2 separate regions of the Homo sapiens genome follow, and region 2 is linked to region 1. A link is a loop called in an ENCODE intact Hi-C map of the cell type or tissue named here. Cell type or tissue: Calu3. All regions are shown on one strand. Links, peaks and the distances in the headings refer to the core of each region. The heading gives the core; the rest is flanking DNA.

Region 1 (7,595 bases), core at 1,215-6,214:
CATACAGACCCAATTCCTGAGGGATTCCTGGCTCAAAAGAATCACCCTGATAATTTCTGGGTCCTAAAAGCCTCAATTATTGGACAATATTGCATAGCTAGAGAAGGAAAAGAATTCACTCACCCCATAGGATGACTTAGTTGTCTGAGACAGAAACTGTACAATGGTACCACAAAAACAATCACTTGGTGGAGTTTGAATCACACAGAGAGAAATCCATTTAGTAAATTCCCAAAGTTGCAAACCGTGTGGACCCACCCAGAGTCCCACCGGGACTGGACAGCCCCCACTGGATTATACTGGATATGTCAGCATAGAGCTTACACCAACTTACCTGACCAGTAGGCAGGTAGTTGTGTTACTGGCATGATTAAACCATCTTTCTTCCTACTGCCCATAAAAACAGGTGAACTCCTGGCTTCCCTGTCTATGCTTCCCGTGAATAGAGAAGCATAACTATAAAAAATTGAAAAAATGATAAATGGCCCCCTGAGAGAATCATACAATATTATGGGCCTGCTACTTGGGCACAAGACGGCTCGTGGGGATACCGGACCCCCATTTACATGATCAACCGAATCATATGGTTACAAGCTGTCTTAAAAATAATCACTAATAAAACGGGCAGAGCCTTGACTATTCTGGCCTGGCAAGAAACTCAGATGAGAAATGCTATCTATCAAAATAGATTAGTTCTTGACCACTTGCTAGCAGCTGAAGGAGAGGTCTGTAGGAAATTTGACCTTACTAATTGCTGCCTACACATAGATAATCAAGGGCAAGTAGTTGAAGACATAGTTAGAGATATGACAAAACTGGCACATTTGCCCGTGCAAGTGTGGCATGGATTTGATGCTGGGGCCGTGTTTAGAAAATGGTTCCCAGCGCTAAGAGGATTTAAAACTCTTATAATAAGAGTTATAATAGTAATAGGAAGCTACTTACTGCTCCCTTGTTTGCTACCTGTACTTCTTCAAATGATAAAAAGCTTCATTGCTACCTTAGTTCACCAAAATGCTTCAGCACAAGTGTACTATATGAATCACTATCGATCTGTCTTGCAAGAAGACATGGGTAGTAAATATGAAAGTGAGAACTCCCACTATTGAGTGAGAGTCTCAAATAGGGAGAATAAGGGAGGAGACCACCCCTCATATTGTCTTATGCCCAATTTCTGCCTCCAAAGAAAGAAAAAGTAAAAACTAAAAGGCAGAAATGAAATCCACAAGCAGACAGCCCAGCGCCACACCCTGGGCCTGGTAGTTAAAGATCGACCCCTGACCTAATCAGTTATGTTATCTACAGATTACAGACATTGTATAGAAAAGCACTGTGAAGATCCCTATCCTGTTTCGTTCCGATCTAATTACCGGTGCACGCAGCCCCCAGTCACGTACCCCCTGCTTGCTCAATGGAGCACGACCCTCTCACACGCACCCCCTGAGAGTTGTGAGCCCTTAAAAGGGACAAGAATTGCTCACTCAGGGAGCTCGGCTCTTGAGACAGGAGTCTTGCCGATGCCCCTGGCCAAATAAACCCCTTCCTTCTTTAACTCGGTGTCTGAGGAGTTTTCTCTGTGGCTCATCCTGCTACAGTAGTTCCTGGGTTCCCAGTAGGAAAAGAGGCCAACCCTCAGTAAGCAAACACTTTTCAAGTTTTTACTTGTATCATACTTGCTAATGCCCTCTGACCAAAGCAATTTGCAAGGCCATGCCGAGATTCTAAGGATGGAGAGAAAAACTTCACCTCTTTTTTGAGGAGTCGCAAAGTCACATTGGGAAGAACGTACCTACATGGATGGGAAAAAAATGTGGCCGTTTTTTCACTCTACCACAATTCCATTGATTTATATTCCATTCAATATCTACTATGTTGACCAATTTTGAACCATTCTTGTTTCCTACTTAATGTGAAAAAAAATACAGTATCATCTTTAAACCCTTCCTTTTTCTTTCACCCTGTCAATGTCTTCACTGTAAACCATGCTAGCACATACCAAATATATATATGTGTGTGTGTGTGTGTGTGTGTGTGTGTGTGTGTGTGTGTGTGAAATCATTTCAAATTCTTATTCTGCATACTGGGAGAAAATAAATTCTAGACTTATTTGGTACTGAAGTCATTAATACCAAAGAATTTCCATATTAATATTACTACTCATTGATTTACTGTGTCAGTATGACTCTGTTACACCTCGTATCTGCCAATAGTGATTAAGCGCTGAATGGCATTTACCTGTAACATTTGTCTACTATGAACTGTTTTCAGGAAGATTTAATTTACACATTTAAGGACAGTAGAGCCAATATAATGTTGTTTAAAAATAGCATTTCTTAACTGCTATAAGACATCTATGAGTCTTCAACCCTATTATTCTGTCTCTTCCTTTCGTTTTTATTAATGACATTGCAGCACAGCTGAAGGCATGTCACAATTTATCATTTATCTTGAATATAGAACATGGATTAAAACAATAAAATTAGTCACCTATATATTGGCTTTCTTTTTTTTAACTTTTCAATTAGATTGACATCATTAGGAAAGACATTGACTATGAAGTACATCAAAATGAAGAACAAGTGGATATATTTTCACATGAATCCAGTTTTGTAAGTGGCTTATTAGGAAAGTGAGGTGGGAAAAGCAGTGGGAACGCGGAGGGCTATATCCTTTCTCTAGCTTGGCTGCTAACTCATTATTTATCTCAACAGGGTTACATCTCTCTAAGCCATAATTTATTTCTCTATAAATCTATGAGTTGGGAGTAACAAGCTGGTTTTCCCCAGGTATTAACAGAGCTACTTCCAGGGTTCACCACAATTGTAACTTGGTTTCACTTCTGATTTTACATTTAACTTTAAAAAAGAAAACTGAAAATTTTCACGTGTGGATGCTTTATTCATCAACTTTTCATACTTTGTGTTTGTTGTGGAGTGAATGCTGGATTAATCCCTTTTTTGAGTGTAACAGATAGTCTCCTCTGCATTTTTTGCTTAATTAAAATTGCCACTCTACTATGGACTCAATTATGTCCACTAAAAATGTATATGTTGATGCTGTAATCCCCAAATGTGATAGTATTCAGAGATAGAGCCTTTGGTAGATGAGGTTGTAAGGGTGGGGCCCTAATGATGAGATTGTTGCCCTTATAAGAAGAGACACCAGAGAGCTTGATCACTGTCTCCACCATGTAAGGACAATGAAAAGGCAGCCAGATAGAATCCAGGAAGAGAATCTGATCCTGCTGGGCTTCTAACCTCCAGAGTTCATCTTGGACTTCTAACCTCCAGAACTGTGAGAAATGAAATTATTGTTGTTTAAACTACCCAGTCTATGGTATTTGATATAGCAGCCTGAGCTGCCTAAGACATCTTTTTCTGACTGTAACAGAATAAAATCTTTTCTGCATCCTTTGCTTCATTAAACATTTTTAATATATAGATTTTTAAATTTATGAGAGTTTTATGGATATTAGGCAACCAAAACAAAGCGACAAACTCATTAGGATGTTACAGGCTTTATAAGACCCCATGAATTCCCTCCCCCATCTCAAAGTCACTTATTTATTAAAATGACCTTAATTTTCCATATGATTTTTGTTAAATACATACTACCAGTTTCATTGTGTGTATTTTTTATTGTATTAAAAAGTTCCTTCGCCTATTCTGTATGTCCACATATAAAATAGCCTGTGACAAAAATATTCTACACTGAGAATGTGAAACTTGAGAAAAGGAAAATAGCTGAGAGCAGTCTGAGATCTGCAAAGTATGCAGACCCAGAGAGACGTGGGTATGGGATTCAGTCATGCTCACACCCCACACCCATGCCTAGGGGAAATTGTTTAAAGTCATTTTGTTCCTGACTGCCTCACTCAATACCTTCATGTTCTTAGAATTTATGATACAAAGAACAATGCTGAGCCAATCAATGGCTTATATTATTTTAATGTAAATCCTCGGTAAAAACCTCAGGAACTGACTCTTTCTTTCCCTTTAAAATCCACTTGTTACTGTTGCTAATCAGAGTGTATATTCAGGACAAATAGAATCTATGCTCTTGGGCTGCAGCCCTCAAACTTGGCCCAAGTAAACTCTGCTTAGTAATAGATTAATTTTAGCTCAGCAGGTTCCTTTGAGATAGGCATATCTGGCATCGTCAGCAGGATTCAGAGTGACTCATTCTCACCACCAGGTGCGGTGTTTCTGCCTGAAAGCAGTGCTTGATACCAGCACGAACTCTGCATCTTCAGAAGTCCCACTGGGTGTTCTGGGTAAGTTCTCCAGAATTAGGACCTCCCACTCCTTGGTTGAAATATAGACTTTATTTGGCTGTTTTTCAAACTGTCTCTTTTCTTTAAGAGAGGGCTTTGGTCTCTGTCTTTGGACACAAGCTCCAAGTAAAGAGCTCTGTAGAAAATGTCTTTTTGCTGCTGTGTCTCACAGGAGAGGTTCAGATCAAGGTTCTTCCACCTCTGCCTCAGGACTGGAGGCTTAGGTCAAGGTTTTTCTGCCTCTGTCTCACAGCAGAGGTTCAGGTCAAAGGATTGGCAGTTAGACACGGATGGTTTTGTTTTATATGGCCTACTTTTAAGATTAAAACTGTTTCTTCTGCTTAAAAATTCAGACCTATCCTTTTATTTGAGACCAATTCCTGTTAGTTTCTAACCGAAAAGTGTTCCCTCTTTTTGCTCTTCCAAACAGGTACACTATGAAAGTCTGGTCCTCATACACTGAGCACACTATTGCTCCCTGGAAGTTAGAGACAGTCTGAGATAAGTTACACTTTCACCCTAAATACATTCCCAGGCTTGACACTTTTGAAAAGTTCCTAAATTATGGGAAGTCAAGCATCAAAATTAGAGTATTCCTTTTAGAAACACCAGCTGGATTTATGTATAACACTCGTGGGGTATCCTCTTGTAAAGGCCTAGGAAAGTGGACCCACCTAACCTGGTGATACAGAAGGCAGAAATTATTTAGGCAGATAGTGAGGGCAACAGAGTTCTTGGCAGAGCTTCCCTTCTAACAAAAAGCAGCCCCCCAAATCATTGCTTTTCTAACAAAGAGCAGCCTGAAAAATAGAGCTGCAAACATAGATAATCAAGCAGGAAGCTTGCACGGGCGAATGCTGGCAGAGGCACCAATAGAAAAGGGCCACCTGGGGGCCAGGCATGTCCAACACGGAGGCTCCATCTTCCCTTTTCTTGTTACCATGTGTAGAGTAAAGAAACGGGCAACATGGCACAGCTCAGGCAGAAGACCCGCCTGCATAATAAAAGATTATGGTAGGGGTGGCCAGAAATTCATACCCTATGCACACGGCACATCTAGTCCCAACCAGTTTTTCATGACCTATGCAAGTGGCACACCTGGTCCAACCAATGTTTCACACCCTGTGTAAATCAAACACTGCCTCCTCACCAGGCATCTATAAAACCCCTTGCATTTCACCATGGATCCGGCAACCCATTTTTCTGGACCCCTGTCTGCAACAGAGAGCTCTTCTCTTTCTTTTGCCTATTAAACTTCCACTCTCAACCTGACACTTTATGCATCTGCATCCTAGATTTCTGTGTCTGTGAGACAACAGATCTTGGGTGTTACTCCACAATGAGGCCATTTCACTGGGACGATCATAAACAGCAGTAACCAAAATAAGAATCCTTTGCTATGTTGAAAATAATTCTTTGTGCACACAATTGGAAAAAAAAGCTGGTTTTTGCACCACACAAACTGAATCAGAGTAGTTTGTTTGTCTTGAATTAAATCTGGTAATAAGAAATTTAAAAAGATTCTTTCTTAGAGCTCTATGGTCAGAAGTCAGCTTAACTAAAAGCTGACATTTAGGCTATAATTTTAAAAATAAGAATAAAAGGGGCTTTCTGCATTTTCTTCTTTTGGATCCTGTTTTGGGGGATTTTTTTCCGTTGACTGAAACTCTTTTTAAATGTGTTTGATCCCTCTGGTTACTTCCTATCTTGTTGGCATAATTTTTGCTGAGAAAAATGTAAAACATCATTTGCCTTTTAGAAAGCTTAACATGCCCCCAAATTGGCTCTTATAAGACTTATTCTTTTGTTTCTTTTCACTTCTGATCCTTTTTTCACTATTTTTGATACCACAAATAATAGTAGTAATAATAATAATAAAATAATATAGTATATCTCTAGAGGAGATATATTGTATTATTGTCTTTCAAAATTGTATGATATTCCTAAAATTATGATGTGTTAACATATGTTGTCAGACACAAATATGGTTATTATGTTACACTGTCATTCGCCACAGAATTTCCTTGTCAATTGTGTTTTTAACCATGGTTAGTCTAAGTCTTTTGTCATTCATAGAAAATTATTGTTTTACTTGGATTCTTCTCAGAAAGTGGTTTACAATTGACAACAGTCCAAAATTTGCTTTTTTTTTTTTTAAGACAATTCATGAGAATGAACCCTGACAAGTACTCTTGAATACAGGTTTCTAATAACTTTGGAGATTGTATTATTAGACTAAGTAAAGACTTTAAGAACTCCCATAAACTGATGTGTTCATGAAGATTTCTAACTCAACATCAAGCAGAATGAGAATTTATTATGTGGGACTGAACTGATAGAAAAAGAAGACTGAAATGCTTTTTAGGACTTTGTGTTTAAAACATTGCTGATTCTTTTTATATTTGTTTTGCAGAGTAAATGAAACTTTTTTGAGCTGTTTATAGCTTACAGAATTGGGTGAAATATAACATTTGTGAACAACATTCTCTATACCTTATTTCTCCAAAATTTAAAATCCATTTATTAATAATCTTATTTTATGGTAACCATAAAATAAGATACACTGATTATTATACTAAGGCTATGACCAAAATGGCATATTTTTGGATATTATCAGACTGCTTTAAAAAATTAAGATTGACTTTATAGAGTCAATAAAAAGTCCTCAGAGAGATTGACCTGGTACTTTGTCTACATAGTTCCTTTCAAAAATTCTGACCTTGCAGTAAGTAAAGAATGTCAATATCCAACAGGCCCAGGAAACTCAAGATATCTTGGGGACCTTGAGAAGGGAGAAGTTTATTCAATTTGTACAGGTATTACAGGCACATTCTAATTGTGAATCTTTGACTTGGCTTCCTAGCCTGGAGACTTATAAAAGCCTAATCTGAAATTCCTTAAGAAAGTTTCAGCAAAGCCAATTTAAAAGAGCCTATATGGTAATCGCTATTCTTGTTGTGTTTTTTGAAAATAATCAGGCTCAGTACAACACTAAAACTTATTTTGGAAGTAAATTGGTCCTACTAAGATTTGTCTTAGGTGTAAATGGGAAACTGGAGAGAGAAAAATTATGGTTCAGAGAAAAATTATAGCATACCTGTTATTAGATTCCAGCCCTGACCACTGTTTTTGAGTTTTTGTCATTTTCCAATAATTTGGACTGAATCCCCAATGAAACAGGTTTTTTACTATGTATTTATCAGTTTTTCTTCTTCTGAGAAAACCAAAAGCATGAAATTCTGAAGACTGGAGATGACTTAACAAGAAATGACAGTTATAGAAATCAATGACTTGACTGAGGATTATCCAAGAATGAGCCTTC
Region 2 (7,595 bases), core at 1,206-6,205, 290 kb after region 1:
ACAGATTTGTGAAGCTATTTTATCACATATAAATACCTTAGATATGTATGAAACACATTCTGTTCCCTATTATTTTTATGTCTATTTTTATTTCCCTACACAGATGTAACAATATTTGAGGGAATGTATTATTTTAAATACATTTTAGAATCAAGATGTTAGGTCTCTTGGGAATTTGGTAGTCATTGCATTGAAAAGAATTTAGCTTTGTGAGAACATCTTTACTATGTTAAGAAACACTAGCTGACAAATTGCTAGGCACTCTGTCATGTTCTACTAGCTTATAAGTTAAATCTTCTGGTTTTAAATAATTATATCAAGTAAAAAATTCTACCAAATTTAAATTTAGTCTTGCCACTTTCTGTATTTATACAATGTACTTATATTTTCTTTCTTATTATATTATCAAATATGGCTAGTTATGTTAAACAATAATAGTGAGCAGTGATATTTATTGCTTTAAATCAACTGCTTATGAAATTTATGATTAAGTATGCTTCCTGTAGCTTTTAGATGTGTACATATTATCAGTGGGTTAAATTCCTTCTTAAGATCTTTTTACAATCATAGATAGACATAGGCTTTTATTAGATGCTTTCATTTTTATCTATTGAAATAAGCACCTGTTAGTTTTCCTGTAATTGTTTTACTATGGTGAATTATATTGTTAGATTTATATTAGTTGAACTAACCTTGTATTCATGAGATAAACCTTCACAGTTAACTCTTATACCTAATATTTATTTAGGATATTTTATTTATGTTAATAAGAATAATTGGCCTGTATTTTTTTCTAGTGATTTTCTTACTCGGTTTTCAATGCATTATTTCATTGCTCTCATAAAGACATAGGGTGACTTTATTCTGTTGATCAAATTCTATATTACTTTTAAAACAAATCACTAGAATGATCTGATTTTAATATTTTCTTATCCTATCCTGTGGAAATATCTTTAAGTATAATTTATTCTATAATTTATTGATTTATTTATGTAGAGCGCTATGGATGCATGTGTTTTCATATTTTATTCAATGGATTTGTATTTCTGCTTATAATAAACACATTTATTATCTGGCAGTTCTGGAAGCCAGCATTCAAATTAAGTAGTCTGTAGGGCTAGGTCCCGCTTCCTCCAGAGGTTGTGGGACAGCTTCCTTCCCTGCCTGGCCCAGTGTCTGATGGTTGTGGCACTGCTTGGCTGTGGTTGCTGACTCCAGTCTCCGCCTCTGCCTTCATATGACCTTCTCTTCTCTTCTATGTCTCTTATAAAAACACTTGTTATTGGATTTAAGACCCACCTGGACAATCTATGATGATCTCATCTTAAGATCCTTAACTTAATTACACCTGCATAGACTTTTTTTTTTCCAAACAATGTTACATTCACAGGCTTGGTAGAACATGGGCATTTCTTTCTTTCTTTTTTTTTTTTTTGACCAGGAGTCTAGTTTAATAGGCTTTGGGTCGGAAAGTAGTTGGGGTAAAGTTGGGTTGGTCTTTTTTTTTTTTTTTTTTTTTTTTACTTTTAAGTGCAGGGGTAATGTGCAGATTTGTTACATAGGCAAACTTGTGTCATGGAGGTTTGTTGTATGGATTATTTCATCACCCAAGTATTAAGCCTAGTACCCATTAGCTATTTTTCCTGATTCTCTTCCTCCTCCCACCCTCCACCCTCTGGTAGGTCCCAGTGTGTGTTGTTCCTTTCTTGTGTCTGTGTCCTCATCATTTAGCTCCCACTTATAAGTGAGAATATGCAGTGTTTGGTTCTGTTCCTGTGTTACTTTGCTAAGGAAAATGGCCTCCTGCTCCACGCATGGACACGGGCATATTTTTATGGAGACAAAATTTAACTCACTACAGGCTAGGTTCACAGCTCTTACATTTGTCCTGCACAAAGCAAAGATCCTCACTGGAAAGAAGAAGAGCTCTAAAATAGGAATATTTGGATGAAACCTGCAGCTCACAGATTCCTCTAAACTGTCTGTTCTAGCAGAAGTGACTGTCCACCTCTCAAGTATAGCCTCCATTCCCAGAGACAAGGCAGATCATCTCTCGCCCCCCTTGCATGGAGTTAAATAGTCTAAATGATTTTATTCAGAGGAGTATAATCCATTGATATGATTATTTATTTAGATAGTCTCATCGACTAAGATTCAGTGAGTAAAATTCCATTCAAATTGGCATTCTGTCCTTTTTCATACTGTCATCAATTTTTTAAAAATATATTGTTTCCTTTTTGGACAAAGAAAATATTACAGACTCAACTTATTAGTTACCATCACCAGCTCTGGAATAGTCGTGTTTCTAATTTCTCTTAGTCAATATCACTTGGTATTTTCTGTTTTAATTTATCCATTCTGATTGCTTCTTAGTGGTAGTACTTTATGATTTTAATTTTCATTTCCTGTTGGATATTGACTATTTTGAAGTGTCTGTTTAAGGCTTTTGGCCATTTTCTATTTGATTTTGCCTTTAAAAAATAGATTTAGAGGAGTTCTTTATATATTGAGAGTACTTTTTGTTTCCTTTGGCTTTTTCTCATTTCCTGCCTCCTTGGACAAAGGCTCCGCCAGTGACGTGTTAAATCTCCCACCCACAGCTTGTGCTGCTTGTGCTACCTGGCCCTTTCAGGTATCTTCGGAGAAGTGGAAGCTTTGTGGGGTCCAGATCAGACAGTGCACACACCTGGTGTTTTCTCTATCCAAGGGGGTGCTATTCATGTGCATTCGATGACTAACAGCCAGTCTTATTCATTGTTGCTTTGCTTGAAATGACATCAGGGTCCTCGTTAAATAATGGAACATTATTAAAATGAAATACTTAGATCCATTCAAAAGGAATAAAATGAATCCATGGGATTATTGGGAGCAATATCTAATATTTGCTCAGTGAAAAAATTAATGTACAGAACAGTATGCAAAATATAGATGTATTTGTGTCAAAAATATTTATACACACACGTAAATTTTATATGTTTGTGTATCTCATGCTTATCTCTGGATGGGCAGAAAGTTTTCCCTGGGGTGTTAAACAACATTGTGGATTTAAGAAAATATTTTCTTTTCATAATCATTTATATTTTTTATTCATACCACATGTGTTTCATTTGGCTCAAAGAAGGTATTTATTAAAGAAAATCTGCATACCTACCAATTGGTTTCATGTTTTGTTCATTAAATAATATGCTAGTTATGAAACTAGGCACTAGGATATAATGGTGATAAATTTGCATTAGTCCTGTTCACAAGCACAATTGTCCGAAAAAGAAAACAAGTAAGCAAATAAACAAACAAATAAAAAACAATTTATTATTTCCAGCTACTTCATAGGAGAAGGATATCTTACATTACTATTATCACAATGAACTCCATGGAAAACATTGCCAGAGGTGAGCATCTACTATAGGTTTTCATATCAACCCAGCCATAGAAAACACCAACTATTAGCATTAACACTAAGAAAGATGAGCTGGAAAACCCACAGCCACCTGGAGGTACATCTGGCATTTATATCGAAAATGATCCAGAGTTGTCTTGGCAACATGCCATCACTCAAACAACTAGCTAATTGAACCAATAACCAACCAATGGCCTCTCCACTTCCTGATCTTTGGGCTATTTTATCAATGAGGCATAGGCAAAAAATTTTAAAAATGCTGTTGAGAAAGTCAAGCCTTGGGAGCCTGCTTCACCATGGTTACAGTTCTAATGTGGCAAGAACAGAATAGTAGTAATAGCAATAGTGATATTTGAATACAAATTTCAGATAATAATGACTTCATAATAACAATTATGTTTATAAAATACTTCATAAATTAAACAGTTCTACAATTTCAAAGGAATTTATATCAATATTCTAAAACTGTATCCCTTTAAATCTTGGCTATATATAGCATTATCATTGTCTTACTTACTAAAGCCCCAAACGCAGGAATTATCTTTGACTTTTTCCTTTCCCTCCCTTTCATATCTTGTCAACAACAAAAATAATATTTATTTTCTGTCAAAATTGTCTGTCTCACATCTGTCCTCAGCTTTGCTATTCCTCTATTCGCTGGTTTAAGTTGGGCTTTTATTCACTTTCAGCAGATTTTAAATTTATCTCCTTCCCTTCAGGCTCTTACCCCCAACCTATCCTTCATAATGCAACCAGAACCATTTCTTGAAACACTGGCAAGATACAGCAATTGTCGGTAGAAATGCAGTTGGCATGTTCTATCATCTGGGTTGATACGAAAACCCATACATGACTAGGCATGCTTCTCCGGCAATGCACCGTAAGATCATTTTCTTGCTGAAATAAAGAAAAGGACAATTCTTTGTTGGAAGTTACATTTTTGCAAGACAAGCTTTAGCCTTTTCAGAGTTCTTCTGAACCTTCCTTTATGTCTCTGTATACACTTCGCTATCTTTGTTATGCTTGCTCCCATACAAATTTGTTTCCCATTCTCTGACATTATCACTCTTGCTTTTCTCCTATGTGTTTGCATATTTTAAGTGCATTTGGACAATTTTACTGGTCAATTCCCATCTGTCATTTATGATTGCTTGGATGTTAACATTATCGAAGATTTTTAATAAGCCTTTTATATGTAACATTAATACCCTGTTTTTGTGACATAACCATGTTCAATGTGCTGTTTTGAGCAAGTTAGATATGTTATTTATTTCAGTTCTCTTATAAGCTCATGGAAGCAAGAGTTTCTAAAGTCTCTGTTTTACAAATAAGAATAATGAGACACAGAGGGTTAAACTAAAATTTCCAAACTTGAGCAGCTAGCAGGCAGTAAAGCCAAGATTTGAACTTGGGCAGTCAATTCCAGAGTACTGTTGCTTAAAACCATACTGAAATCCTATTCTCTATAATCCTATAATACTTGGGAGTGACTTGTATGTAAGTATTTTGCATGTAATTCTTTATTTAGTGTTGTACATTTAGACAGAAAATATGAACTTATAGAAAGGACAAAGTAGTTTTTATGTTCTATATGCAGCATCCAAAATAGTTTGTGCTACTTAGAAATGCTGAATGATTCAACAGTGGATTTATGAACATCTTTAATTCCTTTTGAAGAACCAAGATCTTCAACTAGAGAGGCAATATTTGAGAATAGCTTACATTCTTATTCCATTGTATAGAAGTATTGTTAGATAGTTTGTTAATCTAGATGGTAAAGCCCGAAGAAAATTTGTGATAGTTTGAGACATGAGTTTATTTAAAGTACATCAAATCTTGTAAAGCAGAGCTCTAGAGCCCTAGGACTAGAAGGAATATGATCTTCCTTAATGGTTTAATCTGGTAGGCCTCCTTCCATCAGAATTTCAAAAAAAATTTAATAAGATGTCATTATGATAATGTTATCTTCATTTCTTTCTGTTCTCATGAAATTTAATCAGAACTTTAAAATGCAATTTTACAATTCTGAATACACTGCATTAATTTTGTTATCGAATGTACAATTGCAAGAAAAATTTTTGGCTAGCATTAACCTGATTCAAGTTTTCATAAAATCAAGTGATTCCCCATTCAACAACCCATACATCTTCCTATGCAACTGAGGTTACAGAATTTGGAGTTCAAAGAATGAGGTTCAAGTACTGTATTTTTTTTTTTTTTACTAATGGTTCATGTGATCTCAGTTAAATTGATCTCAGTTAAAGGACAGGAGGCAGGGAAATACTGGGTAGAAGAGGGCGATTTCCTACCAAAGACTCAGTTCTCAAGCCTGGAAACTGCTGCCCTGTTGAGAACAGTTATCCCTGTTTTCCCACCCAAATGTTACTTTTTTGGCCCACCCCACTCCCCATGCTGTGTCCATATATACCCTAGACCTCAGCTGGCAGAGAGACAAGCTGCTGAACATTGAGAGAAGAAGCAACTAGACTTAACTTCAGATGCCACAATTTCACACAACTTCACGGAGAAGCCCAGCTGGAGATGGCCGGGCTTCAGGGAAAGATCACCTTCTTCCTGCACCAACCCCTTTCGAGCTCCCCTTCCACTGACAGCCACTTCCACTGCTTAACGAAATCCTCTGCATTCATCACCTTCCAAACTGTTTCTGTGACCTGATTGTTAGTGGATCCCAGACGAGAAATCAGGATACACTGAGTGCAGGAACCAAAAAACGCTGTCACACTGACTCTTCACTGAGCTGTTTAACACATAAGCCATCCCCAGATGGCAAAGCTAAAACAGCATTAATTGTAACACACTCCTAGATGCAGCTGTCGGGCCTGAGCCCAAAAGCACTTTCCCTGGCTCCTGCACCTGCTCACCAGCTGCTCCCCCTCCAGCAAGGGGTTTGAGCACAGTGGCCAGGTATAGGAGCCACACCCCTGTTGCAAGTTCCTTGAGGGTGTCCAAGGAACTCTCCCATCTCAAAATCACTTAACAACCTAACGCTTTAGTTTTCTCCCAGGAGAGATCGTGTGTGTGTGTGTGTGTGTGTGTTTGTGTGTGTGTGTGTGTGTGTGTGTGTGTGTGTGTGTGTGTGTGTGTGATTCTGCTGCCCGGATCTCACAGAATGATGCTTAATTGATTGGGTTGTCTCAGCAGTAAATGGGGTACAATTGTCTCCATCTGAGGAATCTGAAAAGATTGCAACAAAAATGTTGGATTTCTAGAAGCTGTGAGACAAATTAAGAGCTGTAAAACTTTCATTTTAGAAGCAAGAACCCAGCAGGCATGGTGGTTCATGCCTGTACACTTAGCACTTTGGGATATCGAGATGGGGCAGATGGTGGGCAGGGCAGGGTGCCACACACCTGTAATCCCACCTACTCAGGAGGCTGAGGTGGGAGGATCACTTGAGCCTGGAAGGTTGAGACTACAGTGAGTGGAGATCGCACCACTGCACTCCAGCCTGGGCGACATAGTGAGACCCTGTCTGAAAAATAAATAAAATAAAATAATAAAATAAAATAAAAGGCAAGAACCCAAATATAAATATTTTGGTGTTTGAACAAGATTTCAGGGTTTAGATTCATCTGTATAACTAGACTCCACAAAGCAGATGTTTTCAAAACTTGAATTTCCACATTCAGTAAAGACTATTTGTATCAGGATGAGATAATATTTAATAATATACTGATGGATATAAGAAAAATGCCTCTTCTCTGGTTAGAATGGCATTGTCTATACTCCTTGGGTTGGGTAACATTTGCATAAACATGTAATATAAAGATGAAGCAAAATGACATTAAACTCTGTGACAATTTTATAATCACAATGAAAAACAAATTATCTGATGAGTTGTTGTTTACACTTCGGTGTTTCCAGCTAGAATAAGGTTGGCACAGATTCTTAGATATCTCTTCATCTTTGATTATACTTGGCAGACTGCCTTTCCCAGAATGGTGACTTTATAAATATTGATTTATTAAGTCAGGAATCTTTTTGCACTTCAAATGAATATCACTGAATGTTTTAGTGCCACCTTATGTTTAGTTGGGAATTATCTATGATGTATTTGGATATATCTCAGAATATAGTTTATTGGCCAACCATGTTAACATCACGTGAGAAACTGGTATAAATTACAGATTTCTGATCCCACAAAAAAATGAGAATGAAGTTCTAACCATCTATTAAG

The links. A loop is a pair of places that touch in the nucleus more often than their neighbours do. Peaks named below come from ENCODE experiments on the same cell type or tissue, not always from the same donor. Only the 100,000 strongest peaks of a DNase experiment are listed, where the experiment ranks them.
Region 2: a loop joins it to region 1, with 2.5 times the contacts of the local background. A loop is called at or near these places in 1 of 110 quality-filtered maps.

Annotation. Positions count from the first base shown.
Region 1 is chr2:13,519,955-13,527,549 of GRCh38, reverse strand. It overlaps LOC105373485 (a long non-coding RNA gene), which reads left to right. Exons shown (of 2, transcript XR_922814.3): 2 at 4,195-7,595. Among named protein-coding and RNA genes, the nearest start is that of MIR3125, 790 kb to the right of the region's middle. RefSeq lists enhancers at 4,019-4,388, 3,768-4,967. In Calu3, for the core only: no CTCF peak of the experiment used is centred there; a DNase peak (open chromatin) is centred at 4,179.
Region 2 is chr2:13,226,426-13,234,020 of GRCh38, reverse strand. The region is part of intron 1 of LOC105373436 (a long non-coding RNA gene); the gene reads right to left. Among named protein-coding and RNA genes, the nearest start is that of MIR3125, 490 kb to the right of the region's middle. In Calu3, for the core only: no CTCF peak of the experiment used is centred there; a DNase peak (open chromatin) is centred at 3,560.